Regions from separate parts of the Homo sapiens genome. Here region 1 is linked to region 2. A link is an interaction called in ENCODE POLR2A ChIA-PET data of the cell type or tissue named here. Cell type or tissue: A673. All regions are shown on one strand. Links, peaks and the distances in the headings refer to the core of each region. The heading gives the core; the rest is flanking DNA.

Region 1 (2,917 bases), core at 253-2,752, 150 kb before region 2:
TTTTTCTCTTTTTTTATTTACTGTCTTATTGTTTTTCCTCTTGGGGGATTTCCTCTACTTATCTCCTACCTTGCTCTTACCATAGTGTTTTTTTTTTTTAGAGACGGAGTTTCGCTCTTGTTGCCCAGACTGGAGTGCAAGGGCGTGATCTCGGCTCACCGCAACCCCTGCCTCCCGGGTTCAAGCGATTCTCCCGCCTCAGCCTCCCGAGTAGCTGGGATTGCAGGCATGCGCCACCACGTCTGGCTGATTTTGTATTTTTAGTAGAGATGGGGTTTCTCCATGTTGGTCAGGCTGGTCTTGAACTTCCGACCTCAGGTAATCTGCCCGCCCTGGCCTCCCAAAGTGCTGGGATGACAGGCATGAGGCACCGAGCCCGGCCACCATAGTTTTAATTGTTACAAGCAATGTCTTAGCTTTTGAATGTCTTTTTGAATTCTCCCTGGACAAAATGTTCATTCTTATTGCTAGATACATTAACTGTAGTTTTTTTTTTTTTTGAGATGGAGTCTTCTCGCTCTGTCGTCCAGGCTGGAGTGCAGTGGCGCGATCTCGGCTCACTGCAAGCTCCGCCTCCCAGGTTCACGCCATTCTCCTGCCTCAGCCTCCCGAGTAGCTGGGACTACAAGCACCTGCCACGTTGCCTGGTTAATTTTTTGTATTTTTAGTAGAGACGGGGTTTCACCGTGTTAGCCAGGATGGTCTTGATCTCCTGACCTCGTGATCTGCCTGCCTCGGCCTCCCAAAGTGCTGGGATTACAGGCGTGAGCCACCATGCCTGGCCTAACCGTAGTATTTTTGAAGTTTTGTTTTGCTCACTGCATTATCTCTATTTTCTTCATGTTTCTTTTACTGTGTATTGTTTTTGGTTTCTAATTTTAAACACTCTCAAATGTCTGGAAACAGCCTTCTCATTTTTTTTTTTTTTTTTGAGCCGGGAGTTTCACTCTTGTTGCCCAGGCTGGAGTGCAGTGGCATGATCTCAGCTCACTGCAATCTCCACTTCCCAGGTTCAAGCAGTTCTCCTGCCTCAGCCTCCCAAGTAGCTGGGATTACAGGCATGCGCCACCATGCCTGGCTAATTTTTTGTGTTTTTAATAGAGATGGTGTTTTACCATGTTGGCCTGGCTGATCTTGAACTCCTGACCTCAACTGATCCACCCGCCTCGGCCTCCCAAAGTGCTGGGATTACAGGCGTGAGCCACCGCGCCTGGCAGCCTTCTCACATTTTTAAGTGAGACACTTAAAGCTGACTGCAAAATTTTCATACATGAATAGAGCTAGTCCTTTGGTGGGCTTCACTGTTGGGTGATCACATAGGAAGGAGTCATTTTGTTGGGGGTGCTCTATGTTGGTATTTGTAGACCATAAAAAATGGGAACTGTTGGACCATAAGTATATTTTTAAAAACTGAAAATTTTAAAAAGTAATTTTAAAAAACGAGAACAACAAAAACAAGATGCTATCCAGAAAAGCCAGGCGGAATTGCTAAGAACCAAATAGAACTTTGAGAAATCAGCTTCCCAAGGAGGAATTCTACGTCTGGTCTCCTGCCATGGCATAATTCTGGCTGCTAGCTCTTGGAAATTGGCATGAAAGGAAGAAAGGCGTATCACATTGTTCAGTTTGCTGACTTGCTGTTTGTTTGATTATTTGTTTATTATTGTAATAAAACACATGTAGCAAACAATTTATGCTAACCATTTTAAAGTTTCAATTCAGTAGTGCTAAGTACATTCACATGGTTGTGTAATAACCAGTCTCCAGAACTCTTCTTGTTGGGAAACTAAAACCCTGTTCCCGTTAAATAGTAACTTCTCCAGCACCTGACAAACACTATTCTACTTTCTGTCTAGGAATTTGACTACGGTAGTCCCCCCTTATCTGCAGTTTTGCTTTCTTCGGTTTTAATTACCCAAAGTCAACCATGGTCTGAAAGTATTAAATGGAAAATTGTAGAAATAGTTCATAAATTCTAAACTGTGCCCCCATCTGAGTAGCACCTGGAATGTGAATCATCCCTTTGTCCAGTGTATCCACACTGTGGATATATGATGCCAACCTATTAGTCACTTAGTAGCTGTGGTTATCAGATTTGCTGTTGTTGTATCATTCTATTTTATTATTAAATTATTGTTAATTTGGGCGCAGTGGCTCACGCCTCAGCACTTTGGGAGGCCGAGGCAGGGGGATCACTTGAGGTCAGGAGTTCGAGACCAGCCTGGCCAACATGGTGAAACCCAGTCTCTACTAAAAATACAAAAATTATTTGGGCATGGTGGTGGGTGCCTGTAATCCCAGCTACTTGGGAGGCTGAGGCGGGAGAATCGCTTGAACCCGGGAGGTGGAGGTTGCAGTGAGCTGAGATCGCGCCATTGCACTCTAGCCTGGGCAACAAGAGTGAAACTTATTCTCAAACAAAAAAAATAGAATAAATTATTGTTAATTTGGCCAGGCTCGGTGGCTCATGCCTGTAATCCCAGCACTTTGGGAGGCTAAGGCGGGCAGATCACTTGAGATCAGGAGTTTGAGACCAGCCTGGCCAACATGGTGAAACCCCATCTTTACCAAAAATAAAAAAAAATTAGCCGGGCATGGTGACACACAACCGTGGTCCCAGCTACTCCAGAGGCTGAGGCAGGAGAATCGCTTGAACCTGAAGGTGAAAGTTGCAGTGAGCCACACCACCGCACTCCAGCCTGGACAACAGAGCAAGACTCCATCTCTATATAAATAAATAATAAAATGTTTATTTCTTACTGTGCCTTATTTATAAGTTGAACTTTATCATACATATGTATACTGCAGTTTTAGGAATCCACTGAGGGTCTTGAGATGCATTCTCTGAGAATAAGGGGAGACTGCTGTACTCCTATCAGTGGAATTATACAATATTTGACTTGTGACTGCCTTATTC
Region 2 (2,917 bases), core at 214-2,713:
TCTTCTTACAGAAATATGTAAGAATGATGAGAAAGCGATCAAGCAATACCTTGGAAAAACCACTTCATATTCATTTCACATGGGCTATACTGTGGGGTGTTGGCTCTAAAAATAATATTTTCTTCATTACTATTCCAAACTTTCTGTAACTTTCCTTGGGTTATTTTTCAGACTGGCAGGCATCTAGATTTTAAATGTGTGAGGACTTTCTATACCATCCGCATAGAGTCTTTGATGCACTCTTTCCATGAGAGGCAGAGACGGGATACTTACGTGACTACGACTTATTACTATCATGATAGTTACTGCTTGCTATTGTTATTTAGGAAAACCAATGTGAAGTATCTTACTCAAAATCACACGGAAATGACACGTTCCATGAATTCCTCCTGTCTCTTTTGGATGAAGAAATAAAAATCTATTTTTTTATAACAAGAACTGATTCGAAGAAAAGTTTATGTGAATACAAATGAAAACCATGGATGCAGTTAAATGCTAACAGAGGCTATTTTCAACTCAGTAAGATTGAATGACCTATTGATTTACCGAAAACTACAAACTTAAGTCACCATGACCACAAAAATTAAAACCCTTTCTGGAGGCATTATCTCTCTCATTTCAACTCACCAAATTTCATTAGAATTCATTTAAAATGCAGTAGATCAACATTTAGAAATGAAATGAGTTTCATTTACTTAAATACATGAGTGCCTTTTCAGAGCGATTTTTCCCGACAAGACAGTCAGGCAGGTTTGCTATGTTGCTGTTTTTGTTGTTGTTGTTTTTCATTTTTCAAGGTGCAGGTCATTAAAAACTTGTCATCTGAGATTAAAAAAAATACTAGAAAAGTAAAACAAAACAAAAACAAAAACAACAACAAAAAAACAATACCCCAAAAAACCCAGGTGGACATACAAACATTTCCTCAAGCCTTAGCTGATTGTTGGATGACTTATGGTTAAGTGTTCTGTGGGAACACTTTATCTAGGGGATGCAATGGATTGACCTGGTCCCCCAAAAGAGATATGTTGAAGTCTTCCCTGCTCCCAGTGCCTCAGAATGTGACCTTATTTGGAAATAGGGTCATTGCAGATGTAATTAGTTAAGATAAGGTCATACGTAAAATAGAGTGGCCCCTAAGCCAATAGGGCTGGTGTCCTTATAAGAGGATGGGCATATGAAGACGGAGATAGAAAGAACATGTGCAGACGGAGGCAGAGAGTGGAGCGAGAAGTTACCAAGTCAAGGAATGTGGAGGATCGCCAGCAACCCGCGGAGAATCGCCAGCAACCCGCAGAGGCCCAGCAGGAGGCCCAGGACAGATGCTCCCTCACAGCCCTGGAAGGAACCAGCCTGCCCACACCTTAGTTTCAAGCTTCCAGCCTTCAGAATCATGACAGAATAAATTTCTGTTGTTTCAGGCCTCCCAGGTTGTGGTGCTTTGTCATGGCAGCCCCAGGAAACAAACACAGCAGAGTAGCTGAATGGTGGCACGGGGAATTACAGAGAAAATGCTCGGCCAGGCCCCATGGCACAGGCCTATAATCCCAACACTTTGGGAGGCTGAGGTGGGAGGATCACTTGAGCTGAGGAGTTCAAGACCAGCCTGGTCAACATGGTGAAACCCTATTTCCACTAAAAATAAAAAAAAATTAGCTGGGCATGGTGGCTCAAGCCTATAATCCCAGCTACTTTGGAAGCTGAGGTGGGAGGATGGCTTGAGCCTGGGAGGCATAGATTGCAATAAGCAGAGATTGTGCCACTGCACTCCAGCCTGAGTGAGAGAGCAACATCGTATTTCAAAAAGCAAACAAACAAAAAAACCTCATTTGTGATTATAAGAACTGCGTCCCCTTCCAGGACAGGCATTGAGTGTGATCTGGTGGCTTCACATTTGTCATTGATAAAAACAGGCCAGGTGCAGTGGCTCACACCTGTAATCTCAACATTTGGAAGGCCAAGGTGGGAGGACTGCATGATTCCAGGAGTTCGAGGCCATTCCTGAGCAGCATAGTGAGATCCTGTCTCTACAAAAAACAAACAAACATAAAAACAAAAAACAAAGCCATGGTTAGCTTCATGTCTCAAAGTGTGGAGGACAAAATCTAAGGAAAAGGTAGAGGACATGGAGAAAGAAGAATCTGGAAAGTCCCCTGCAAATTTGAAAATTCAAGTGCAAACACAATCTATAGTAAGTAAGCCATATAGTAATCAAATGACTCAGCTTCTCCAGGCTTAAAAAGTGTGTGAATTCACTTAGCTCACAGAGAGTTTGGGGGGGCTCATGTCTCCAGCTTGTGTGCAATTGGCTGGGGTATAATTGGTGACTGACCTTTTCAGGCTGGGTGTCTGGTTTTCTTAAGTCAACATGTCTTGATTTCATAGAGCATAAAAGCCCCAAATTTGGGGCAGAGTCCAGATTTGAATAAGGTGACTCAGAAGCCTGCTGAAGCTTTACCTTGGAAATCCAGCAGAGCCCACTAGGCTCCGCCTTTAGTCAGGACTTACAGCAAAATAGAAAAAGAAAGCAAACCCCAAACAAGCAATAGGACATTGTCACACCTGGCTGAAAACCTTCATGAATTAGACAACTATTCTGTGAATTTCGTAAGCCTCTGAAAATTATTTACTTGAGAATTGAACTGGGGATAAACTGCAGTGGTTAAAATGTGTCAAATGAAAACATAAGGCTAAGATTTTCTAATGGTAAGGAAAATACTATTAAACATGAGGTTTAAAACTCATTCTCTGTAAATTTAGCCTTTGAAGCCCAGGTGCTCCAAAGCAGTTAGTTGTTAATGATAAGAGTAAAAACAGTCATAGTTAAAGTTCCAGAGTGTTTATGATATGCCAAACATGTGCTAAGTGCTTCTGTGGGCATGCAATGAACTCTTAAACAAATCGCAATGCGCATTTT

Evidence for each region. Peaks named below come from ENCODE experiments on the same cell type or tissue, not always from the same donor. Only the 100,000 strongest peaks of a DNase experiment are listed, where the experiment ranks them.
Region 1: POLR2A ChIA-PET joins it to region 2 with 8 read pairs; 2 of 35 experiments call an interaction of 5 or more read pairs at or near these places.

What each region holds. Positions count from the first base shown.
Region 1 is chr21:36,323,793-36,326,709 of GRCh38, forward strand. All of the region lies in intron 1 of MORC3 (MORC family CW-type zinc finger 3), which reads left to right. Among named protein-coding and RNA genes, the nearest start is that of MORC3, 5.1 kb to the left of the region's middle. In A673, for the core only: no CTCF peak of the experiment used is centred there; no DNase peak of the experiment used is centred there.
Region 2 is chr21:36,469,175-36,472,091 of GRCh38, forward strand. All of the region lies in intron 1 of CLDN14 (claudin 14), which reads right to left. The region is part of intron 2 of CLDN14-AS1 (CLDN14 antisense RNA 1); the gene reads left to right. Among named protein-coding and RNA genes, the nearest start is that of CLDN14, 9.5 kb to the right of the region's middle. RefSeq lists enhancers at 1,307-1,806, 2,302-2,361. In A673, for the core only: no CTCF peak of the experiment used is centred there; a DNase peak (open chromatin) is centred at 1,277.